2 separate regions of the Homo sapiens genome follow, and region 2 is linked to region 1. Evidence: chromatin loops called from intact Hi-C (ENCODE). Cell type or tissue: Caco-2. All regions are shown on one strand. Links, peaks and the distances in the headings refer to the core of each region. The heading gives the core; the rest is flanking DNA.

Region 1 (11,527 bases), core at 2,211-10,210:
AGCTGGGATTACAGGCATGCGCCACCACACCCGGCTAATTTTGTATTTTTAGTAGAGACGAGGTTTCTCCATGTTGGTCAGGCTGGTCTTGAACTCCCGACTGAGGCCTGCCTCAGCCTCCCAAAGTGCTCGGATTACAGGCGTGAGCCACCGCGCCCAGCCATCTATTTCATTTTTAAAAATTCTTGCGTAGTGTTCCGGCCGGGCGTGGTGGCTCATGCCCAGCACTTTGGGAGGCGGAGGGGGTGCGAATCACGAGGTCAGGAGATTGAGACCATCCTGGCCAACACGGTGAAACCCTGTCTCTACTAACAATACAAAAAATTAGCCAGGCGTGGTGGTGGGTGTGTGTAGTCCCAGCTACTTGGGAGGCTGAGGCAGGAGAATGGCGTGAACCCGGGAGGCGGAGCTTGCAGTGAGCCAAGATGGCGTCACTGCACTCCAGCCTGAGCGACGGAGCAAGAGTCTGTCTCAAAAAACAAACAAACAAAATTCTTGTGTAGTGTTCCATATTTTGAATCAACACATTTCCATTGTACAAATGAGGCAACTGGGGCCTGGGGGGTTGAGAAAGTTGCCCTAGGTCATGCAGCTAGTTGGTAGTAAAGCTGAGACTAACTCCAGAATTCATGCTGTTTTCCTTGAGGAGTTGATGAAATCCTCCTCAGAAAAAAAGACACATATTCAGAACATTTTTGCATCCAATTTTATAAGGTTCAAGAATAGTCAAGCCCATCTCTGAACCATCTCCTCCCTAGAGGCAGACCATCTGTGCTAAACCTGAACAATACTAATGGGTTTGCTTTCCACTTGGGCCAATTAGTTTCTCTGTTATATAGTCATGGTGCATCCCAACCATTGGTGATTGGGATGCATCCATCACTATGGGCCAACAATTTTTGTAAGCACATAATTATGGATGTAATTCTGTTGCCTTCATAAAGCCTTCTCAGACTCCATGGGACTAGTGTGTGTCAATCATAAGCCTCCATCTTTTTGAAATGGAAGAATCCCAGGCTTCCTTTGAACTGTGAATTCTTGTGTTTTAGGTAGCCACATGGGAGAAGCAGATCTACACATGCTGTCGAGACGGTCTTGTACGACGCTACCAGCTTTCTGACCTCTGACTTCTTGGAAAGAGCAGTCCCGGTTAGTGAAAAGGTTTGACCCTGATCAACAATGAGCAGAAACATCATCAGTCCTTCCCAAGGACCATGGCGTTTAATGTCTTGGGCACCCCTTGGAAATCACAGAAAGTCAGCTGTACTGGCCGTGTGGAACTCTCATCCCAAGACCTACTTTGAACTGAGTAAGAAGGTCATTGTGCCCACTGCATTTGTTCCAACTTCTCCTTGTATAAACTCACCCCAGCAACACAGGGCAAGGATATAGATGCTTTTAGTTTGTTCTTAAACCAGTTTTGTTAAATGTTTACAAGGACCTCAGTACTAAAGCCTGTTCTCTGGAGGAAATAAAGAAAATATGTTTGGAGGTGCCTGAATATGAAGAACTTTGTTAAATACTCTTACTCCAGCAAAAAGTTGGTCAGGACGATGGAATTCCTTCCTCAGCACTCCCTGTTGCCTGGCCATAGAGAAGGCCTGCTTGGCAGTAGCAATAAATGTCCTGTAAGCTGCCACCTGGGAGAGATTCTTATGCAGGTGGTAACCAACTGTCCCAGTTTGCTTGGAACTAAGGGGTTTTCTGTGACTTGAAACTTTCAATGCCAAAACTGGGGCAGTCTCAAACCAACATGATTGGTCAGCCTATATGTAGGTGAGGAAACTGAATCATAAGCATTGTAAAGGCATTGGCTGTCAAAGTGTGGTTCTTAGAACAGCAGCATCAGTATCACCTGGGAACTTGACAGGAAATAGAAATTGTTAGGCCCAATCCTAGACCTAAATCAGAAATTCTACGGGTGCAGCCAGCAGTCTGTATTTTAACAAGCATTCCAGGTGATTCTGATGTATGCTAAAGCTTGAGAGCCACTGATCTAGAGGAAGAGATGGTGGAGGGCACTTTAGTCACAGCTGGAACCCAGGGCTCAAAATGACAAGATCGGTCTGTAGGAGATGAGGCCACAGAGGTTGGCAGAGCCCAAATAGTGAAGGAGCACGAATGTTAGCTAAGGAGCTCAGACTTTACGTGGTTGGCAGTGGGGAACCACTGAAGGGTTTTAAGCAAGAGAATGGCATGGTCACCTCCTTTTTTCTCTAAACATAAAAATGGAATCATAATGTATGTATTCCATGGCTTATTTTCACTTAATGTCTCTGAGATTTTCCATCTCAGTACATGTAGACGTTCCTCATTCTTTTTTAACAATGTCCAGAATATGGATACCATATTATTTATATTTTTGAGATTATTAGAGAAAAGTTTCTTGAAAGATGTAACACTTGAGCTGGGACATGCAGATTAAGATTTTTATTTATTTAACGGAGGAAGGTCATTTCTGGCTGGGGTAATAATGTTGTTGACAGAGTTCTTTTTTTTGTTTTTTTTGAGACGGAGTCTCGCTCTGTCACCCAGACTGGTGCGATCTTGGCTCACTGCAACCTCCACCTCTCAGGTTCAAACGATTCTCCTGCCTCAGCCTCCCTAGTAGCTGGGACTGCAGGCATGCACCACCATGCCCGGCTAATATTTTTTTTGTATTTTTATTAGAGATGGGGTTTCACCATGTTGGCCAGGCTGGTCTCGAACTCCTGACCTTGTGATCCACCTGCCTTGGCCTCCCAAAGTGCTGGGATTACAGGTGTGAGCCACCGTACCCGGCCGGCCACCAGAGTTTTTAAAGGCGTATTCTCATGTAAATTTTTTTTTTTTAAAGACAGGGTCTTGCTCTGTTGCCCAGGCTGGAATGCGTTGGCATGATTACAGCTTCTGCCTTAACCTCCTGGGCTCAAGCAATCCTCCCACTTCAGCCTCCCAAGTAGCTGAAACCATGGGTGCACACCACCACACTCGGCTAATTTTTTAAATTTTTTGTAGAGACAGAGTCTCACCATGTTGCCCAGGCTGGTCTCAAACTCCTGAACTCAAGTATTCCTCCCACCTTGGCCTCTCATAGTGCTGGCATTACAGGCATGAGCCACGGCACTCAACCAGGAACTTTGTCTTAACTTTAAATCCCATTTTTTTCTACAACACCCTGTTACTTAAACCAAAGTGTAAAAAGAAAATACTGCAATTCATTTAATATCTACTCTGTTCTAGATACTATATTTATATATCTAATTCTTACAAGACTCAAAAAGCGAATGTTATTATTTGTTTTATTCCGATAAGGAAACTGAGACTCAATACATTAAATACCAGAGGCTTCATTTGGACCTTGGACAGCACCTTCTGCTGCACTGTGTAATCACAGGCAGGTAGCAAGAGACTTTTGTGACTAGAGCAATTTCATTTCAAGGTGCAGTTTGTGACAGGGTCAGGTAGACCAGAATGGACATATTCCAGAACTTAGAAACATTAAATCCTAGGAGCTCCAGGTGGAACATCTAAGAAGTCAGATTAAGAAAACAGGATGAGGCTGGGCATGGTGGCTCACGCCTATAATCCCAGCACTTTGGGAGGCCAAGACGGGTGGATCACCTGAGGTCAGGAGTTCGAGACCAGCCTGACCAACATGGAGAAACCCCGTCTCTACTAAAAATACAGAATTAGCCGGGCATGATGGCGCATGTCTGTAATCCCAGCTACTTGGGAGGCTGAGGCAGGAGAATCACTTGATCCCGGGAGGCAGAGGTTGTGGTGGGCTGAGATTGCGCCATTGCGCTCCAGCCTGGGCAACAAGAGTGAAACTCCGTCTCAAAAAAAAAAAAAAAGAAAACAGGATGAAATGGGCCGGGCGCAGTGGCTCACGCCTGTAATCCCAGCACTTTGGGAGGCCGAGGCGGGCGGATCACAAGGTAAGGAGATTGAGACCATCCTGGCTAACACAGTGAAACCCTGTCTACAAAAAATACAAAAAAATTTAGCCAGGCATGGTGGCAGGCACCTATAGTCCCAGCTACTTGGGAGGCTGAGGCAGGAGAATGGTGTGAACCTGGCAGGCAGAGCTTGCAGTAAGCTGAGATCGGGCCACAGCACTCCAGCCTGGGCGACAGAGCGAGGCTCTATCTCAAGAAAAAAAAAAAGAAAAAAAGAAAACAGGAAGAAATGTTGTCATTTATTTGTAGAATCTGAAACATTTGAACTCATAGAAGCAGTGAGTGGAAGAACCAGCGTGGTGGCTCACGCCTGTAATCCCAGCACTTTGGGAGGCTGGGGTGGGTGGATCGCTGGAGCCCAGGAATTGGAGACCAGCCTGCACAACATGAGGAAACTCTGTCTCTACTAAAAATACAAAACTTAGCCAGGTGTGGTGGTGGGCACCTGTAATACCAGCTACTAAGGAGACTGAGGCAGGAGAATTGCTTGAACCCAGGAGGTGGAGGGTGTAGTGAGCTGAGATTGCACCACTGCACTCCAGCTTGGGCAACAGAGCGAGACTCTCTCTCAAAAAAGAAAAAAAAAATATGTATATATATATGTATATATATATATTTATATATGTAGAAGCAGTGAGTAGAATGGTGGTTACAGAGACTCGGGGAGGAGGAATGGGGAAATGATGGTCATAGGGTGCAAAGTCTCAGGAGGAATATATTGTGTTTTGAGATCTATTGCATAGCATGGTAGATTGCTAAGAGTAAATTTCAAATGTTCTCAACCCAAAAAATGTTAAGCATTTGAGGTGATGGATATGTTAACTGGCTTCATTTAATTATTCCATATTGTATTTATAAGTCACAATAGGACTTTGTGGCCCATAATTATAAACAAGTATAAATTGTCCATTTACAATTAAAAATCAATTAAAAGAAAAGAGGATAAGGAGGGATATGGCTGAGTACACACAACACGTGAATGTCTGTGAGTTCTCATTCCAGGGCTCACTCTTCTACATTGCCACCACATTCGTCCGCTCCTTTTCATACGTCTCCAGAGTCGATGTCCTGGTTGTGATATATGCAGTGACCCTTGACAGCTGCTCTGAAATCCAGACCCAAACAGAAGGAAAGGAGACCAGCTCTCAGGTGCTCCATAGCCTTGTCCACTGTGAAAGGAAGGAGCCCCTGCTTTTAGCAGACAAAGCTTTTTCTTTTTTTTCTTTAGGATTAAGGAGTGCATTCTGGGTAAGGAACGGTAGGACACCGACAGCTCTACAGACTCAGTGAACTTCTGTGCTAGATGGTGTTTCTTGGCTTTGGGATGCCCCCTTGTGACTTCTTATGAGAAATAACCTTTCTCTCCAGACCTGAAAAGCTGGCAGCAGCAGCAGCAGCTATTCAGCATGTACTTGGTACCAGGCACAGGCCTCACAATAGGTAGATTTCTTTTCTAAACAATACTCTTTGTGCATATACTTTATGTTCTTTTTCTATTTTAACTTTTATTTTGCCAATAACCTTAAACTTGCAGAAAAATTGCAAAAATAGTACAAAGGATAGGAAACAAACATGAGAAATATTTAAAAATAATAAAAAGAATAAAAAAGAATAGCATCAAGGATTTCAGTACACCCTCACCCGAATCTCCCAGTTGTTGAATTTTTTTTTTTTTTGAGACAGAGTCTCACTCTGTCGCCCAGGCTGGAGTGAAGTGGTGCGATCTTGGCTCACTGCAACCTCTGCCTCCCGGGTTCAAGCAATTCTCCTGCCCAGTCTCCTGAGTAGCTGGGATTACAAGGGTGCACCACCACACCTGGCTGATTTTTGTATTTTTAATAGAGACAGGGTTTCACCGTGTTGGCCAGGTTGGTCTCAAACTCCTGACGTCAAATGATCCGCCCGCCTCAGACTCCCAAAGTGCTGGGATGACAGGCGTGAGCCACCGTGCCCAGCCCAGTTGTCAACTTTTTATTATGTTTGCTTTATCACTCTCTTTCTGTATATATGTACACAGGTTATATATGCTATATTTTTTCTGACTCATTTGAGAGTAATATGTAAATGTTACATTCTATTACTTTATTACCATTTGTGATGGTAAATTTTATGTGTCAGCTTGACTGGCCATGGTGCCCAGATGGTTGGTCAATTTTCTGGATGTTTCTTTCAAGGTATTTTTTTTTTTATGAGATGAACATTTAAAATCAGTGAATTTTGGGGCCAGGCAAGCTACTCAAGTCCAGCTACTCAAGAGGCTGAAGTAGGAGGATCGATTGGGCCCAGAAGGTTGAGGCTTCAGTGAGCCATGATCATACCACTGAGCTCCAGCCTAGGCAACAGAGCAATACCATGTCTCAAAAAATAAATGAATAAACTAAAATCAGGGGATTTTGAGTAAAGCAGATTACCCTCCATAGTGTGATAGTGTGAGTCGGCCACATCCAATCAGTTGAAGACCTTAATAGAACAAAGACTGTTGTCCCCCAAGCAAGAAGTTCTGTCAACAGACTGCCTTTGGACTCAGACTGCAGTTCTTCCCTGAGTCTCCAGACCATCAGCCTACTCTATCAGTTTCTGGATTTGCCAAGCTTCCTGTGAGCCAATTCCTTAAATGTCTCTCTCTCTTTCTATGTATATATACACATACACACACGTATCTATATGAAAACAGAACGTACACATCTTATTTGTCCGCCTTCTCTGGAGAGACCTGACATATGTCATTGTATGGATATACCGCATTTTGTTTATCCATTCGTCAGTTGATGAATGGGCTGACATTTGGGCTGTTTCCACTTTTTAGCTACTATGAAATACACTGCTAGCAGCATTCATGTGCAAGTTCTTGCGTTAACATATGCCTTCAGTTCTATTTGGTATATACCTAACAGTGGAATTGCTGGGTCATATGGTACCTATATTTAACTTTTTGAGGGGCTGCCAACTGTTTTCTAAAGTGGCTGTAACCATTTTACATCCTCTCTAGCAGTGTACGAGGGTTCTCATTTTTCCATGTCCTTGTTTTTTATTTATTTTATTTTTTTCTGAGACGGAGTTTCGCTCTTGTTGCCCAGGCTGGAGTGCAATGGCGTGATCTTGGCTCACTGCAATCTCCACCTCCTGGGTTCAGGCGATTCTCCTGCCTCAGCCTCCTGAGTAGCTGGGATTACAGGCATGTGCCACGACGCCTGGCTAATTTTTGCATTTTTAGTAGAGACAGGGTTTCACCATGTTAGTGAAGTGAACTCCTGACCTCAGGTGATCCACCTGCCCCAGCCTCCCAAAGTGCTGGAATTACAGGCGTGAGCCACCGCGCCCAGCCATGTCCTTGTTTTTTTCCATTTTTAAAGTTATAGTCTGTTGATGTTAAGGTGGTTAAAATGGTGTCTTCCAAGTTTCTCCACAGAAAATTAATAAGCATTTTGTGGGGAGCTACTTTGAAACTATATAAATATCCTGTTCCCATGAAACTTGCGTCAACTAGTTTTAGCATTCTTAGATGATTCTTGTCTGAATGAGTTATTCCCATGCTATTAATAATTGCCAAAGGGTGACTTTCTTATTCCATCATTCTTTCTATATTTATAATTAGCATTCTACCATAAGTTAGAACTTTCCCTTCTACCCCATTTATTTATTTAGTCATTTGCTTGTTTGTTCATTCGTAGATATATCAGTGTGGACTACTCATGGATTCATATTCTATGATTACAACTCATTCTTACTTTTATTTACTTTGATGTTAAAATTGTTCCAGTTTGGCCAGTGGACACTCCTTCAAGCTGGATCCTGTGTCCTTTTGACACGTTCCCATCATTCTCTGAGCACTTCCATATTTTCTGGTACCACAAGATGTTCCAGCCTCACCTTGTATTTTTCCAGCCCCATCCCTAGAACCAGTCACTTGTGTATGCGGCCTTGGTTCCATTTAGTAGATAATGGTATTCAGAAACCAAGATCCGGGCGCTAGTATACTTTGTTACTGGAGTGTTCCTGCTTCGGGGCCCTATCGGGGACAGTACATGAATGGCCCTTTCCACATCCATCGTTCTATAGTAAAAAGCATGAGTTCACACTGATGTCTCCAATTCCAGCCCACCTCCACAGGTTTTATTTTAGCCTTCCACGTATATACTTCCTTTCTTCAACAGTGAGGAACTTGCCTCTCATAATCCTCAATACCTCTCATAATCCACAGTACCTCTGTGAGTAACCAACCTGCCAGTACACAGCCCATCTCCTGTTTTACCCTCCCCCTGCACACATGGTTGTCACTCAGATGAGGTCTTCCTCTCTCCCTCCACCTCAGCCAGGCCTAGGCTGAGCAAGGCCTTCTCCCAACCCTCTGGATTTTCATTTTAATACATTTCTTTTCTAGTGGTAAGAGTGAAACAAATGACCAGCAAACGTGAAAAGATGCTCAACTTCATTAGTAATTAAACAAATGTAAATTAAAATTCAAAAGAAGGCTTGGTAATGCAAAAAAGGGTAATTCCATATTTTCATTTTGTAAATAGGAAAATGTGGCTAAGAAATAATTGTTTAAGGTCAGAAAACTAGTAGCTAACAGATAGGATTTGAACCTGGTCTTTGAGTCTACTGCCTCAAGGCTGAAGGAACATCTTCTATATGCTACATGCTTTCCTATAACTTTTATTATTATTATTCTAATTTTTTTGTAGACACGGGGTCTGGCTATGGTGCCCAGGATGGTCTTGAACTCCTGGCCTCAGCAACCCTCTGCCTCTGCCTCCCAAAATGCTAGGATTACAAGTGTCTGAAGTAGGAGGATCCATTGGGCCCACCTGGCCACCTATAACTTTATGTATTTTCCTACCAACCCTGTGTTACAGTTGATTGTTAATAATCCCATTTATGCGAACAAACTTAGGCTTAGGGCCATTAAGCAAGCTTGCTTCAAGTCATACAACTGGCAGGTGAGCTCGGCAGCATGAAGATTTGGTCACTTTCTGACCACTCAATTTACCCAAAACTTGCAGTTTATTTTTTAGCTCTTTAATTGACTTTTCTGTCCTTTGGCCCACCTCCAAAAGCGTGTTTTACTTACTCCAAATACACCTAAAGTAAGCCTTTTGCCTCAAATAATATGAAAGAGCTACTTCAAGGCAGGCCATCCTCTGTAACAGTGTGGTTTCAGAGACCCAGGAAAGTTCTTCAATATCTTAGGCACTAGTATCTGAAATGCCATCAGGGAACCAAGCTTTTCCTTCTGCAGTTAGAGATGAGATTTTTTTTGTTTGTTTTTTTAATTCAAGTAAGTTTATTTCTTTTTTTTTTTTTAAATGATTTAACTTTTATTCTGAAAAGCCTCCTGAATATTTATATCCCTAGAACGATACATAAGAATTGATCATCTTTCCTTATGGGAGGACTTTTTTCTTTTTTCTTTTTTTTTTTTTTTCTTTTTAATTTTATTTTTTTTTTAATTGATCATTCTTGGGTGTTTCTCACAGAGGGGGATTTGGCAGGGTCATAGGACACTAGTGGAGGGAAGGTCAGCAGACAAACAAGTGAACAAAGGTCTCTGGTTTTCCTAGGCAGAGTGTTTGTGTCCCTGGGTACTTGAGATTAGGGAGTGGTGATGACTCTTAAGGAGCATGCTGCCTTCAAGCATCTGTTTAACAAAGCACATCTTGCACCGCCCTTAATCCATTTAACCCTGAGTGGACACAGCACATGTTTCAGAGAGCACAGGGTTGGGGGTAAGGTCATAGATCAACAAGATCCCAAGGCAGAAGAATTTTTCTTAGTACAGAACAAAATGAAAATTCTCCCATGTCTACTTCTTTCTACACAGACACGGCAACCATCCGATTTCTCAATCTTTTCCCCACCTTGCCCCCTTTTCTATTCCAGAAAACCGCCATCGTCATCATGGCCCATTCTCAATGAGCTGTTGGGTACACCTCCCAGACGGGGTGGTGGCCGGGCAGAGGGGCTCCTCACTTCCCAGTAGGGGCAGCCGGGCAGAGGCGCCCCTCAGCTCCCGGACCGGGTGGCTGGCCAGGCGGGGGGCTGACCCCCCAACCTCCCTCCCAGACGGGGCGGCTGGCCGGGTGGGGGGCTGACCCCCCCACCTCCCTCCCGGACGGAGCGGCTGGCCGGGCAGGGGGCTGAGCCCCCCACCTCCCTCCTGGATGGGGCGGCTGGCCGGGCAGAGTGGCTCCTCACTTCCCAGTAGGGGCGGCCGGGCAGAGGCGCCCCTCACCTCCCGGACGGGGCGGCTGGCCGGGCAGGGGGCTGACCCCCCCACCTCCCTCCCGGACGGGGCGGCTGGCCGGGCGGGGGGCTGACTCCCCCACCTCCCTCCCGGACGGGGCAGCTGGCCGGGCAGAGGGGCTCCTCACTTCCCAGTAGGGGCGGCCGGGCAGAGGCGCCCCTCACCTCCCGGACGGGGCGGCTGGCCGGGCGGGGGGCTGACCCCCCCACCTCCCTCCCAGATGGGGCAGCTGGCTGGGCAGAGGGGCTCCTGGCTGGGCAGAGGGGCTCCTCACTTCCCAGTAGGGGCGGCCGGGCAGAGGCGCCCCTCACCTCCCAGACGGGGCGGCTGGCCGGGCGGGGGGCAGAGCCCCCCACCTCCCTCCCGGACGGGGCGGCTGGCCGGGTGGGGGGCTGACCCCCACCTCCCTCCCGGACGGGGTGGCTGCCGGGCGGAGACGCTCCTCACTTCCCAGACGGGGTGGCAGCCAGGCGGAGGGGCTCCTCACTTCTCAGACGGGGCGGTTGCCAGGCGGAGGGTCTCCTCACTTCTCAGACGGGGCGGCCGGGCAGAGACGCTCCTCACCTCCCAGACGGGGTCGCGGCCGGGCCGAGGCGCTCCTCACATCCCAGATGAGGCGGCGGGGCAGAGGCGCTCTCCACATCTCAGACGATGGGCTGCCGGGCAGAGACGCTCCTCACTTCCTAGATGGGATGGCGGCCGGGACGAGGTGCTCCTCACTTCCCAGGTGGGATGGCGGCTGGGCAGAGACGCTCCTCACTTTCCAGACTCGGCAGCCAGGCAGAGGGGCTCCTCACATCCCAGACGATGGGCAGCCAGGCAGAGACGCTCCTCACTTCCCAGATGGGGTGGCGGCCGGGCAGAGGCTGCAATCTCCGCACTTTGGGGGGCCAAGGCAGGCGGCTGGGAGGTGGAGGCCGTAGCGAGCCGAGATCATGCCACTGCACTCCAGCCTGGGCACCATTGAGCACTGAGTGAATGAGACTCCGTCTGCAATCCCGGCACCTCGGGAGGCCGAGGCTGGCGGAACACTCGCGGCTAGGAGCTGGAGACCAGTCCGGCCAACACAGCGAAACCCTGTCCCCACCAAAAAAACACGAAAACCAGTCAGGCGTGGCGGCGCGCGCCTGCAATCGCAGGCACTCGGCAGGCTGAGGCAGGAGAATCAGGCAGGGAGGCTGCAGCGAGCCGAGATGGCAGCAGTACAGTCCAGCTTTGGCCCGGCATGAGAGGGAGACCGTGGAAAGGAGAGGGAGAGGGAGACGGGAGAGGGAGAGGGAGAGGGAGAGGGAGACGGGAGAGGGAGAGGGAGACGGGAGAGGGAGAGCGAGGAGAGATGAGA
Region 2 (11,527 bases), core at 2,368-10,367, 530 kb before region 1:
CTGCGGCTGCCAGAGTGTGTTTGGAGTCCCTATTTGCCAGCTGCTCAGCTGCATCTCAGGGTCTGGCCTCTCCACCTTGACTGGCCCTCAGCCTCCTTCCCCAGGGGAAGGCTGGGCTGTGGGGTCTAGATGCCCTCTCCACAGCCTGCCTGTCTCGCCTGGGCAGAGGTACATACACATGCAAGCCAGGGTGCACCAAGGCTGGGTGCAGGCTTCCAGGCCAGGGCTGAGCGCCCCCTCACAGTAAGCACTGTGCTCTCCTCCAGACTCCCCCTCCCCAATTTCTGCTTGCTGAAAGGTGTGGCCCTGGCCTGTTTCTTCACCTGTCCCTTGGGGTATTGAGGCTAGCTTGCAAGAGTGGGATGAAGAGCTGAGGGCTCAAGTAGGAGTGTGTCTGATGCCCTTGGTCTTCAGGGTCCTTACCCTCACCTGGAAGCTTTTCTGGCTTGTTCCATCTAAATCCCTGAAGCTTTGTCAGCGCTTGAGTTCAAGAGGCCCACGCGGAGGTGGGAGCTGGAGGACAGGGTGGGGTTCTGGGCTGACCACTGAGGGGAAGAGTTCTGAGCTTGACCTCTGTGCTCCACCCCTCTTCCCTATGGGCCAGAATGGTAGGGGCTGGGACCCAAGTCTCCACCTCCCCTCCTGCTCCTGGCCCTCAGCTCTGCCACTGTGACCTGGAGCTGAGCCTCCCTCTGGGAGAAAATCCCTTCCTGCACCGGAGAAACTGACTATGGTGACTCAGCCCCAACAATGCCTGTGGCCAGAGGTGCCCCCTCGGACACTGGGGGTGGGTTTCATATTGGATCAAGGACAGGAAGGGAGGCTGGGTGGAGGCACACGGTGAGATTTGGTGAGAGGCATTAGAGAGTAAGGAGGCCTAAAAGTTTTCATTTCAGCTGCAGTGTGAGCCAAGCTACTTGGCCTCTTTTGGCCTGTTTCCTTTCCAGGTGAGGAGGCTGAGTTCTTGGAGGTATAGCTATGGGGATGTGGAGCATGAACTGTAGGGGCCCGGCCCTGGGAAGGAATGGTGGACAGATAACCCAGTAAGAGAAGCCTGGGCCTGGGCTAGGGCAGTGGCTTCACCCAGAGGGGAGATAAGAGATTCAGATGATGTTTAGGAGGCAAAACTGATAGCACTTGATGGGACTGCTTTGGATGAAGGCGCCAGAGCCTCCCTCAGCTGTCCTTTTTCTGTAACCACAAACCACCAAGTGCCCCTTGGTTTCCCATCTGACAAATCCATCTTTTAAGAAAGCTCAGGGCGCTGGGTTCAGTGGCTCACACTTGTAATCCCAGCACTTTGGGAGGCTGAAGCAGGCAGATCGCTTGAGCCCAAGAGTTCAAGACCAGCTTGGGCAACATGGTGAAAGCCCGCCTCTACAAAAAAATACAAAAATTAGCTGGGAGTGGTGGTGTGCGCCTGTAGTCCCAGCTACTCAGGAGGCTAAGGTGGGAGGATCACTTGAGCCCAGGAGGTGGAGGTTGCAGTGAGCTGAGATTGCGCCACTGCACTCCAGCTGGGTGAGAGACTGTCTCAAAAACAAAAACAAACAAAAACAAAACAAAACAAACTCGGGCCTTGCTTGCTCTGAGATGGGCAGAACATGGGGCTTGGTGCGTGGGCTATGGAGCCAGAACAAGTGCCAAATGTGAGTTCTAACTCTGCCTCTCACCAGCTCTGTACCATCGGCCAAGGTACTTACCCTCCTCAGCTTCCCCATCTAAGATGGTGCTAACAACAGGGCTCACCTCACGTGTGCTGTGAGGACCGAATGCCTTAACAAACATGAGCAGCAGGCACCAGCCACACAATAGATGTCAGCTTTATTGCGCGGATGGCTCAATGGATTTCAACTCTGAATGGCCTCACTGTGCTCCCACATCACACACTTAGGGTGGGTGCTGAAGTTGCCACTTAAAGCTCCCCAGCAGCTGTGAGACCCTTAGGGCAGACCCCTGTCAGATCAGCTGTAAGATGTACCATAGGTTTTTCTTGACTACTGAGAACAAATTTAGCATCAACTTGGGGAGACGCCCAAGGGACTCACTGGCCCAGGACAGTCCTCTGTGCCTCCCTCCCCAAGAACCACTCAGTCTAGTCACCTAAGACTTTTTTTTGGGGGGGAATTTTTTTTTTTAATAGTTATTGAGTGTTCTACAGCTTACAGTAAATACCATAGTTACAAATTCTTGGCTTCAATCTTTCAGAGTGATCACTGTCTGATCTTCAAAACAAAACAAAAACCCAAAAGAATCCAAAACAACAAAACAAAACCAGATTTACACTTCATACACACAGGCAAGGCCATGGGGCTTTCCAATCTTTACACTCCGGACTGTGTTTTGAAAACACCTATAAATTCTTTGATCAAACTACTTGGAAGACACTGGTCAAAGGTTTATTATTATTATTATTATTATTATTATTATTTTAAATTTTATTTCTTTTTAAAATGTGAGTTCCAATAAAATTTAAAAATTAGATTCCAACCTGTAGATTAAAATGAATTAAAAAATACAAAATCATATACAACGCTCTCTTCACAGGGATGTTACATGCCATGAGAACAGGTTTCTCTGTCATGTGATATGAAACAGGGAAGCAGATGCCTTTAAGTCAGGATGGGGACAGGCCCTTGGGCCTTTCAAGATTATTACAGACAACTCCAAGTAGCTAGAGGCCTGGCCTTACCCCCCCTGGGTAAGGAGGAGCTTGAGTCACACCATAGATCCAGACTATCTGGCTGACCCGAGGAGAAGGTCTCTGGGACAGTCTCCTCTCTTTCCCTGACTCTCTTAGGCCTGAGGAGAAAGGCTGGGGTCTGGAGATGCTGGTCTTGCTGGGGTCAGGCCCAAAGCTGATCTCACCCATTTGATTCCTATGGGCCGGTACTTTGCAAAGCTGTTACATCTGTTCTCCTTAGGAAGGAAAATCCCCCTGCTATCAGTGGCTGGAATGGGTAGAGGACCTCTACCACAGCAAGGATATCCAGGGACTATCCATGTGGCCATAGGGAAGCAAGTGCTGTTTTGTCCCTTTCTAGCTTTGTGGCAGCCAGTCCCAACTCCTGTGTGCCTCGGTTGGCCTTTGGGTTGGACTCAACAGCATGCACCACAGAAGATATCCACTGGAGAGACTGAGGGACTGGGACCCAAGTCTGGCTTAGGCAGGGCTGGCCATGGAATGTTGAAGCTGGCCTGCCAGGAATTTTGAAGGCTGGGTCCTGGAACCATATAATGCCTAATTTCAGAAACGAGGAGTTTTCTAGGAAAGGGGCAGATAAGTAAAGGACAAACCCTGCAGCCCCCTTGGCATGCCTGCCTGTGCGCTCAGAGGCTCCGGTGTGGAATCCCATCAGTTAGTCTGGCGTGTTTCTTCAGCTCTGCGGGTGGGTCCCAACTGGCCCACTCTACTACTGCCCCTCTCTGGATTCCCAAGCTTGGCAAGCAGCGGGGGCCGCACAGCCAGTAGTGATGTGGGAGAATACAGGATGGAAAAGCAGACTTCCACGTATTTTCACTTAACTGCAATTGAGGAGGAATTCTGATACAGATGGTGATATATAAGACAAAGTTCACAGGGCCCAGAATGGGGCCCACCCCCTCTGGGCACAGAACAAAGCTGAGGAATTTGATATGGAAGCTCTGAGCCTCGCTTAGTCAGTGCCTCGCTGGGAACCTGGATGAGTCCTATCTGTATGAGGAGCCAAAACTTGGTGACCAAGGGGCCTGTCCTTTTATACTTCATGTGATTCCTTTCTGAAGGCCATCAGAACAAAGCAAGCCCTCCAAAGAAGGACCCCCAGATCTCTGGGAACGGGGTACCTCAAACTTGGAACAATTCGGGTGGCCAGGGGTAAGGATGCTCAGAGTCTGGTTCTGGTCCTCACCCATGGGAAAAGCAAGCCCAGGGACTTCAGTCTGTACGTTTTGTACCAACTCACTGGATCTGGACAGTGGGCAGGCTCTCAGGGATTAGGAAGCCAGGTGTGCAGGCTTACCAAGGACATGGGTCTCCCAATAGAAAGATGCCTCGTGCTGTCCTTGAACATGTCTTCGGTCCTGGGCATTGTGACCCCAAAGTGTTTTGTCCAAGTGAGGCCTTTAGTTGCAAATTCTCATCCTCCTTGTGCTGCCAGTTAGATGTGCCTCTGGGTCCCTCCCCAGGGCTCATTACAGGTCCTGGCCCAAAGCAGTTCATACAAATCTGCTCAGCTCAGAGACTGGGCTTCCCAGCTCTATAAAGTACAGTTAGCCCCTCCCTCCATGCTTGCCAAGAGACCCAGCAGGTGGCAGCAGAAAGAGCAGAGGATTTGAAGAATCACTTCCAAGCTGTGTGACCTTTTAGCAAGTCTCAAGCCTCCTGAGCCTTAGTTTTTTCATCTATAAAATGGAGGACTTTGGCAACCAATGTCAAAGTACTTTGCATACCAAAAACGCTCTGGACAGGTGTGTGTGTCTCTGCTAAATATTCAGGAAAGAGGATATACATTTTAGGGTCATTGCCAGGTAAGAAAGAACAGCAACTGTCCTATCTCATGAGGAAGAAATTAAATATGCATTTTTTTTCAAAACATGGCAAACCATTATGTTTCAGGCTTTCACTATTTGCAGGCAATCCAGCTCCCAGACTCAAACTTCTTGACCCCAGGCCAGTGAGGAGAGGGGGTCAGGTAGAAGTAGAAGAATTCAAAAGGGTTGGCTGGTAACGAGCCATCTGTACCCCTGATCCTGGCCATAGGTGTTGCACTTGGGGAGAGGCAGTGGCATGAGGAGGAGAGAGGGGTTTGCATCCTGGGGCCAGTGCTGTAGCTCACTGTCAGGCGGCTACATCCCTTGTCCTCTCTTGCTTGCCTGCCTTCAATGAGACGGCCCTTCCAGCTCTGACTTTTTGTCTAGCTTGACCACCGTGCCATCTAGAATCTTTGGAGGTATCTACCTATGGTACCTCCCACTAGATCTCTGTGACCTTACCAGTAACTGTGCCCATCCTACCAGAGGCACATGACTGTCCCCGCTCTCCTGGGCTCAGTCCTTTTGCAGTGACTCCCCAAGCTTGGCTAGGCTTGTGGATCTCCATCACAGCAAGAGGCTGAGGCCGGCTGAACTGGGGCTCATACTGAAAAAGGGGTGCTGGACCTGGGCTCTTCCAGACCACAGCCTTTCAGTGCCTTATTTTCACCTTGGGGCCCCCCTTTGCTCTTGAATTACATAGTAGGTGCTAAGATAGGGCACAGAGCACAGATGCTTCAGTACGTGAGCCTGTGTGGGGATCAGATGGAGGGGAACGAGACAGCAGACAGCCTGGGATTCGAGTGGCTCTGTCACTTATTAGCAAGTCACTTGACTTTTCCAAGCCTTGATTTCCTTATGGATCAAATAGGAGAAATAACCTCTATTTCATCGGGTTAAACCAGATAATTTATGTTCAACTGTTCTGTGAACTGTGAGGTCCAGCTGTTAGTTTTACTTACTGGTGTTGAAAGAACAAAAGTTACAAGGTCATTCCTAGGTCTCCTCTTCTTCCTTTCTCCTCTCTGTGGTTCCACCCCAGCCCACATGGAGGCAGCAGGGTTCTGGGAAGCCTAGCGGATACCAGCATGCTGCTCACTGTGGGCCTGTTCCCTTCCATAACCTGTTTCCTCATTTGTCAATTGACTGTAATAACTCTAACCCTGTCCCTCTCAGGGCGAGTACATGAAAGGCCGTGAAGTGCTTTGACCTCTGTGATGCACCTGACAAATCCAAAGGTTTCTATTATTATTATCATTATTATTATTTTGGCATTTTTCAAACACGTATGACATAATCTAGAACAACCTTCACCCACCTTTACAAAACCAAAGAGGGTGGAAGGAGGTATTTGCAAAAAGTGAATTAACACTGGAAAACTTTCTATTGTTTTAAAGTGAAACCTCATCAGCACCCAGAACAGATAATTTAGAACAGCTGAATTTTTTCTTACTGGTCCTAAAGTTCCTTGGAAGCCCAGGAAGGTGGGCCCCCAAACTCCTGGCTCTAGGCCAAGGAGGCTGATGGGCTTTACCCTCCTGGGAATGGCTAGACAGCTTCTGAGCTCCTTCCAACCCAAGGGTTTCCTGATTTTTCCCTCCCTTAGGGAGACATGGGAGGTTGGGGTAAGGATATGTCCAAGTTTGCATGAATTTTAAATGAAAGCAGTTTTTTAAAGTCCCAAATGTTGTCAATGATCCCATTTTTTACAATAAAATGTTCGTGCCCCACCCCCAGAGGGGCTGCTGGCCCAGCCAAGCGCTGGGTGCCGGAGGCTGCTGCTGGGCAATCCAGGCTCCTGGCTGAGACTAGCAGGGACCTCCTCGTCCCAGGGGTCCCTCTTCTCCCAGATGAGCCTGTCTCCTGGGCCTCATCCTCATTCTCCTCTCCTGATGACTCCCACTGTCTTCCTCCTCTTCCTCTCCTCTCGGGATGAGGGGCTACTGTCCTAAAAGCATGGCCTCTCCTTTTCGGCCAGTCCACCTGCTCCTTCTCCTGGAGGTGGAGTCAGGTACAGGACGGAAGTTCCAGATGTCTTCACAGAATTTCCAAATGCTATTTCTTCATTTGCAATTTCTGTTCCTGCCATCCGCCCCCATGTAGCCTCTGCCCAGTCTTCAACCCCCGCCTTTGGAGTCCGTGGAGGAAAAGAGCAGAAACAGGAGCCCAGAGACCATTCCAGACTCACCAGGTATGGGCGCTGCCGACTTAATTTTTACAAAACCAAGCCAATCCGTCCCTAGGTAAATTTTTGTAAGCAAGGTGCCCACTAGGTAGGAAGGCTGCATTTAATGCTAATTTACTGTAAGGTCTAGGGAAGTCCTTTCCGCTTCTCTGGGCCTCAGTTTCCTCATCTGCCAAATAGGGAAATGGATGAGATGATTGCTAAGGTCCCTTCAGTTCCATGAGTCTATGAAATGTTTATTGCTATTGCTTTTCCTTCACTATCCTCACCTTCAGAGCTGCCAGCACCCACCTGGAATGTGGTTCCTTCACTTGGGCCATGAATGGCACAGGTAACCAAGAGCTTGGCCTGCCTGCAAGCTCTATGGTCAGACAGGTGAGTCCTGGCACTGGGAAGGGCAAAAGAAAAGGGAGAGAAATGCCCTAGGTTCCCACTCCAATCAGGAGGAAGCTCCTCATCAGAGTGGGTCCATGACAGCTCAGAGGCTGAAGTCTGGATGACACAGGGCATCCGGCCTTCCAAGGCCTCGGGATGCTGGGATCCTACCACCCTGCAGCCGCTTGGCAGGTCTAAGGACAAAATCACCTTTTGAGGAAGTGCCAGGTCAGTTAACATCACTGTGCAAATCAGAAGGTCCAGGGCCAGATGCTTTGGCCAGAGACCTTTCAAACCAAAGCCATGAGGCAAGCACCGCTCCTCCCTTCTTCCCTCTCCTTCCCCACAATGCCCTCCCTCCCCCCACCCTCCCCCAAATTCTAAAGACTTTTTTCCCCAGGTTCTCAGCCTGGGGTATTAAGCTGCTAATAACACGCCTACATACTCAGGTGGTTTTGTTCTTGGTCTGTTGCAATGGTTCTCAGGAGACATTTCATTTGTGTCTGGGACATGGGAATGTCCTGAACTAATCTTGCTTAAGAAAAAACAACCAGAACACTCCCCTAGAGATGTAGCCTGCTCAACAGCTCTGAGTTCCTACCCTGGACCACATCTGTTTATGCTCTTCAAATGGAATCCAGCCTTCAGATGAACCACTGCAATAAACCCTACTCTCTGCTTGCCTCTAGACTGGGATCCCCAGGGACAGGACACTTAGGGAAGAGCAGAGAGGACATGGCCTGGTCAGGTAGGAGGAAGGGGATAGAGCTGGAAGGGCAGGGGCTAAGAGGGGGACAGTTGGGGAGAGGCAGGAGATTAGAAAAAGCAGCTTTTACAAAAACCAAAAATAAAAATCAAAACCATTAAAGATGCATAAAGTGACCCTTGCACTTCCGTTGTCTCTTCTTGCAAATAGAGGTGGTGCTGCTAGGGAACTGCTCCAGCACCGGTGTAAGACTTGAGTAGTTGCATACAATGTGTGACTCCAGATCTGCAGAGGGAAAGGGGAAAGAAACAGTGTCAGTGATATTCAGGAGGCTTCTCCCCTCAACTCGGGAGCCCGCTGTGCCTTCCTAGTGAAGCTGCCTGCCTCCCGCCTGTGGAAGTTGTTGTGCTCTGGTGCCAAGAGCCCTGGAGGAGATGGGGGAGGCCAGATGATGTGGGGGGCCAGAGGATTTCAAAGTGACATCCCTGGAGCCCTATGGTTCACTGTCACTGCCTCAGGAGCTGCTGAGGGGACCAAGGAAGCCAGAGGTCTGGGTCAGCCCAAAGCCTCCAAATAGCTCCAACCAAAGCTCTTAACATATGATCTGGGCAAGAGTTCATTTGAAGAATGGGGCCCATAGTTAAAAGAAGTCCGAAGACCATAAGGTAAATGGCACAGAATTTAGTACTAGAGAACTGAAGTTTAAGCCCTAGCTTAATTTTTACTGGCTAAGTGATATTTAACTACATATTTATCTGTAAAATAGAGCTAATGATCCTTATTTCACAGAGCAACTATAAGGATTATGAGATAACATAAGCAAAGGGATAGCTATTATTATTTCTGTTATTATTTAGATTTCAACAAGCAGTCAACAGAAGTGATAGCTATTATTAAGAGTGATATTATGGACCTTGGAGCAGGAAAGCAACTGGTAACTTGACAGCTGTTACCTGCCCTAGCTGACACCTGTGCTCCAGACCCAAACCAGGGACTTTGAGGCAGTTCCTGTATGTATCCCCCTCCCACTTCTCTCACCCTGGCCACACTCACTTGGATGGGCTGCAGGCTTTACCAGTGTGGGGGCACGTAGCTGTACGCAGGGGTTCCTTGGGCCCTATATGTTGGCATGGAGACAGGGTGTGCCCCAATCGCCGTGTGCTGGGGTGTAGTCAGCAGGGTACCTGAGCATCCAGAGAGAGAAGAGTAACCTGACGAGGCTGCACCAGACACAGGAATGAAGAGGATGAAGCTACAGTCTTTCACATGGCTGCTCCCTCTGCCCAAATCCCCCATCTCCCTCGCCTTCCTGATGACCTGTTTTCTGCCCTTCTCCACCTCACCAGGCTTCACCTCCTTAGGGGAATTTTTTCTGATGCTTGAGGACAGAATCAATGACTATTCTAAGTCCTCCTTTTCCTTTTTTCTTTGAGACGGAGTCTCGCTCTGTCGCCCAGGCTGGAGTGCAATGGCGCGATCTCAGCTCACTGCAGCCTCTGCCTCCTGAGTTCAAGCGATTCTCCCGCGTCAGCCTCCTGGGCAGCTGGGATTACAGGTGCCCATCACCACACTCGGCTGATTTTTTATTTTTACTAGAGATGGGGTTTCACCATGTTGGCCAGGCTGGTCTCGAACTCCTGACCTCAAGTGATCCGCCCACCTCGGCCTCCCAAAATGCTGGGATTACAGGCATGAGGCACCACGCCCGGCCTTCCTTTTACTTTTCTTTGTATGCTTCTCTTATTGCACAATCATACTGAGTAGTAATTGTGATGTCTGTGGCTGTGTTTCCCACACTAACCTGGGTGTTCCTTAAGGACAGTGTTCTGATCTGATCTATTGATATTGGGTTCCCAGGACCTGAACAAGGCTGGCACTGAGTAGATATCCAACAGTTTGCCAACTTGATCTGAGGAGTAAGAGGCCTCAACCATACCCTTACGTTAGGGACAGAATAAAATCCAAATGCTCACTCTACCCCTTGTACTTTCTTACCTCAGATGGTATCCTAGCTGGTTCTTTAAAAGTTGGGTCTCTAGGCTAGGCATAATGGCTTATATCTGTTACCCCAGTATTTGGGAGTCTGAGGTGGGTGGATCCCTTGAGCCCAAGAGTTCAAGACCAGCCTGTGCAACATGGTGAAACCCTGCCTCCACAAAAAAACACAAAAATTAGCTGGGTGTAGTGGCGCATGCCTGTGGTCCCAGCTACTTGGGAGGCTGAGGTGGGAAGATCACTTGAGCCCAAGCAGATCAAGACTGCAGTAGGCCAAGATCGTGCCACTGCACTCCAGCCTGGGTGACAAAGCAAGACCCTGTCTCAAAAAAAAAAAAAAAAAACCTAACAGTCCTTGGGGACTTCTGCTTTTGTCATCCCTCATAATTATTATAATTATTGCACAGGTCCTTAAGCTCCTGCCTAATAAAGAACATTGCCCCTGTGTCTTCTTTTTTGGCGCCCCTGCTGTTACTGGAGTGCTAGCATCATCTCTCTCCCCTAAAGTACACTGACAGCCTCCTCACTGACCTACTTGCTTCCAGATCACCCCTTCTAATCCTGTCTCCACTCTGCAGCCAGAGAATGTTTAAACCTAACCACATCCCTGCCCTGCTTGACCCCCATTGTGTGCAACAGAGGTACCACAAGGTATTCAGGACTTTCCACCATCTTATCCTTGCTAGCGATCCAGCCACCTTCCAACTCCAAGCCCCTATTTCCGAAGGGCCTTGGCTCCATTCCTCCATTCTGTGAACATGCCATGTTCATGTTCTTTCTGCACCACCCTTCCCTCTTTCACTTCTCTAGTTAGCCTGTGTTCACCCTTTAAGGCCTAGCTCGATACGTCCTTCTTGGTGAAATCTTCCTCATCCCCATAGACAGATTTAGAGGCTCCTTCCTCTGGGTTCCCAAGCCCCCTGGCACAGGATCTCTTGTGCTGTGCTGCAGCCAATTCTATGACTGTGTTCTCTGCTCCGTTTTGAGTTCCTAGAGGAAAGGGATGGACACTGATGCAGATGCTGCCCTCACCTGCTGACATTGCCATGGTGGTGCCTGCCACCATGCCCATGGCCACACCGTTGGTCCTCGGGGCGGCAACAGGTGCTGGGTAGATAGCAGAGGGAATGCTGTTGGGCTGGACGACCGTGGTATGGTGGATGACATGAGGCTGGGCAGCATACACCGGCTGTGTGTAGTAGGCTCCCTGGGGGAAAGAGGCTGAGGTCACATAGGCATTTGGAGAGGTAGGTGGGATATGGAGAGAGCAGCACTGGCTGAAGGACACAAGGTCCGGACCCCAGCTGGGGCTCTGCTTGTCTTACTATGTGACTGTGGTCAGTGCAGTGCTGGGCTCAGCTTCTGGTCTGAAAAATAAGGCTCTAATCCTGTCCTGCCTTGCTCATAAGGCTGCTATGATGATCTAATGGGATAAGAGCTCTACTCCCTTAACCTTGGTTTTAGCATTTTAAAATGTTTTATCTTACTGCAATGAACTTTTATAAGCTGCCTAAAATTTAAAGTTAGGAATAACAATCAATCAGTTACCAAGCATGTGAACAGGGCTGGTAAACTCCAGAACACATACACAAAAGGATAATTAGTAGTAGTATCATAATGGTGTAAGTGCATGTTGTAAAAAAAAAAAGTACATGTTGAAAAAAAATGGCGGCTGGACACAGTGGCTCACGTCTGTAGTTCCAGCACTTTGGAGGCCAAGGCAGGCAGATCACTTGAGGTCAGGAGTTCGAGAC

What was found. Hi-C counts contacts between places; a loop is a spot of excess contacts. Peaks named below come from ENCODE experiments on the same cell type or tissue, not always from the same donor. Only the 100,000 strongest peaks of a DNase experiment are listed, where the experiment ranks them.
Region 2: a loop joins it to region 1, with 12 times the contacts of the local background. A loop is called at or near these places in 8 of 110 quality-filtered maps.

The regions. Positions count from the first base shown.
Region 1 is chr11:73,926,236-73,937,762 of GRCh38, forward strand. It overlaps PAAF1 (proteasomal ATPase associated factor 1), which reads left to right. Exons shown (of 12, transcript NM_025155.3): 12 at 1,050-4,879. The coding sequence ends at 1,127. Among named protein-coding and RNA genes, the nearest start is that of DNAJB13, 19 kb to the right of the region's middle. RefSeq lists enhancers at 167-666, 10,560-11,194 and a silencer at 6,387-6,637. In Caco-2, for the core only: a CTCF peak has its summit at 5,244 (motif pointing left); a DNase peak (open chromatin) is centred at 5,236.
Region 2 is chr11:73,398,682-73,410,208 of GRCh38, forward strand. FAM168A (family with sequence similarity 168 member A) reads right to left here. Exons shown (of 8, transcript NM_015159.3): 6 at 10,806-10,980; 7 at 8,832-8,962; 8 at 1,806-8,063. The coding sequence ends at 8,850. Among named protein-coding and RNA genes, the nearest start is that of RELT, 28 kb to the left of the region's middle. In Caco-2, for the core only: a CTCF peak has its summit at 5,555; DNase peaks (open chromatin) are centred at 4,270 and 5,580.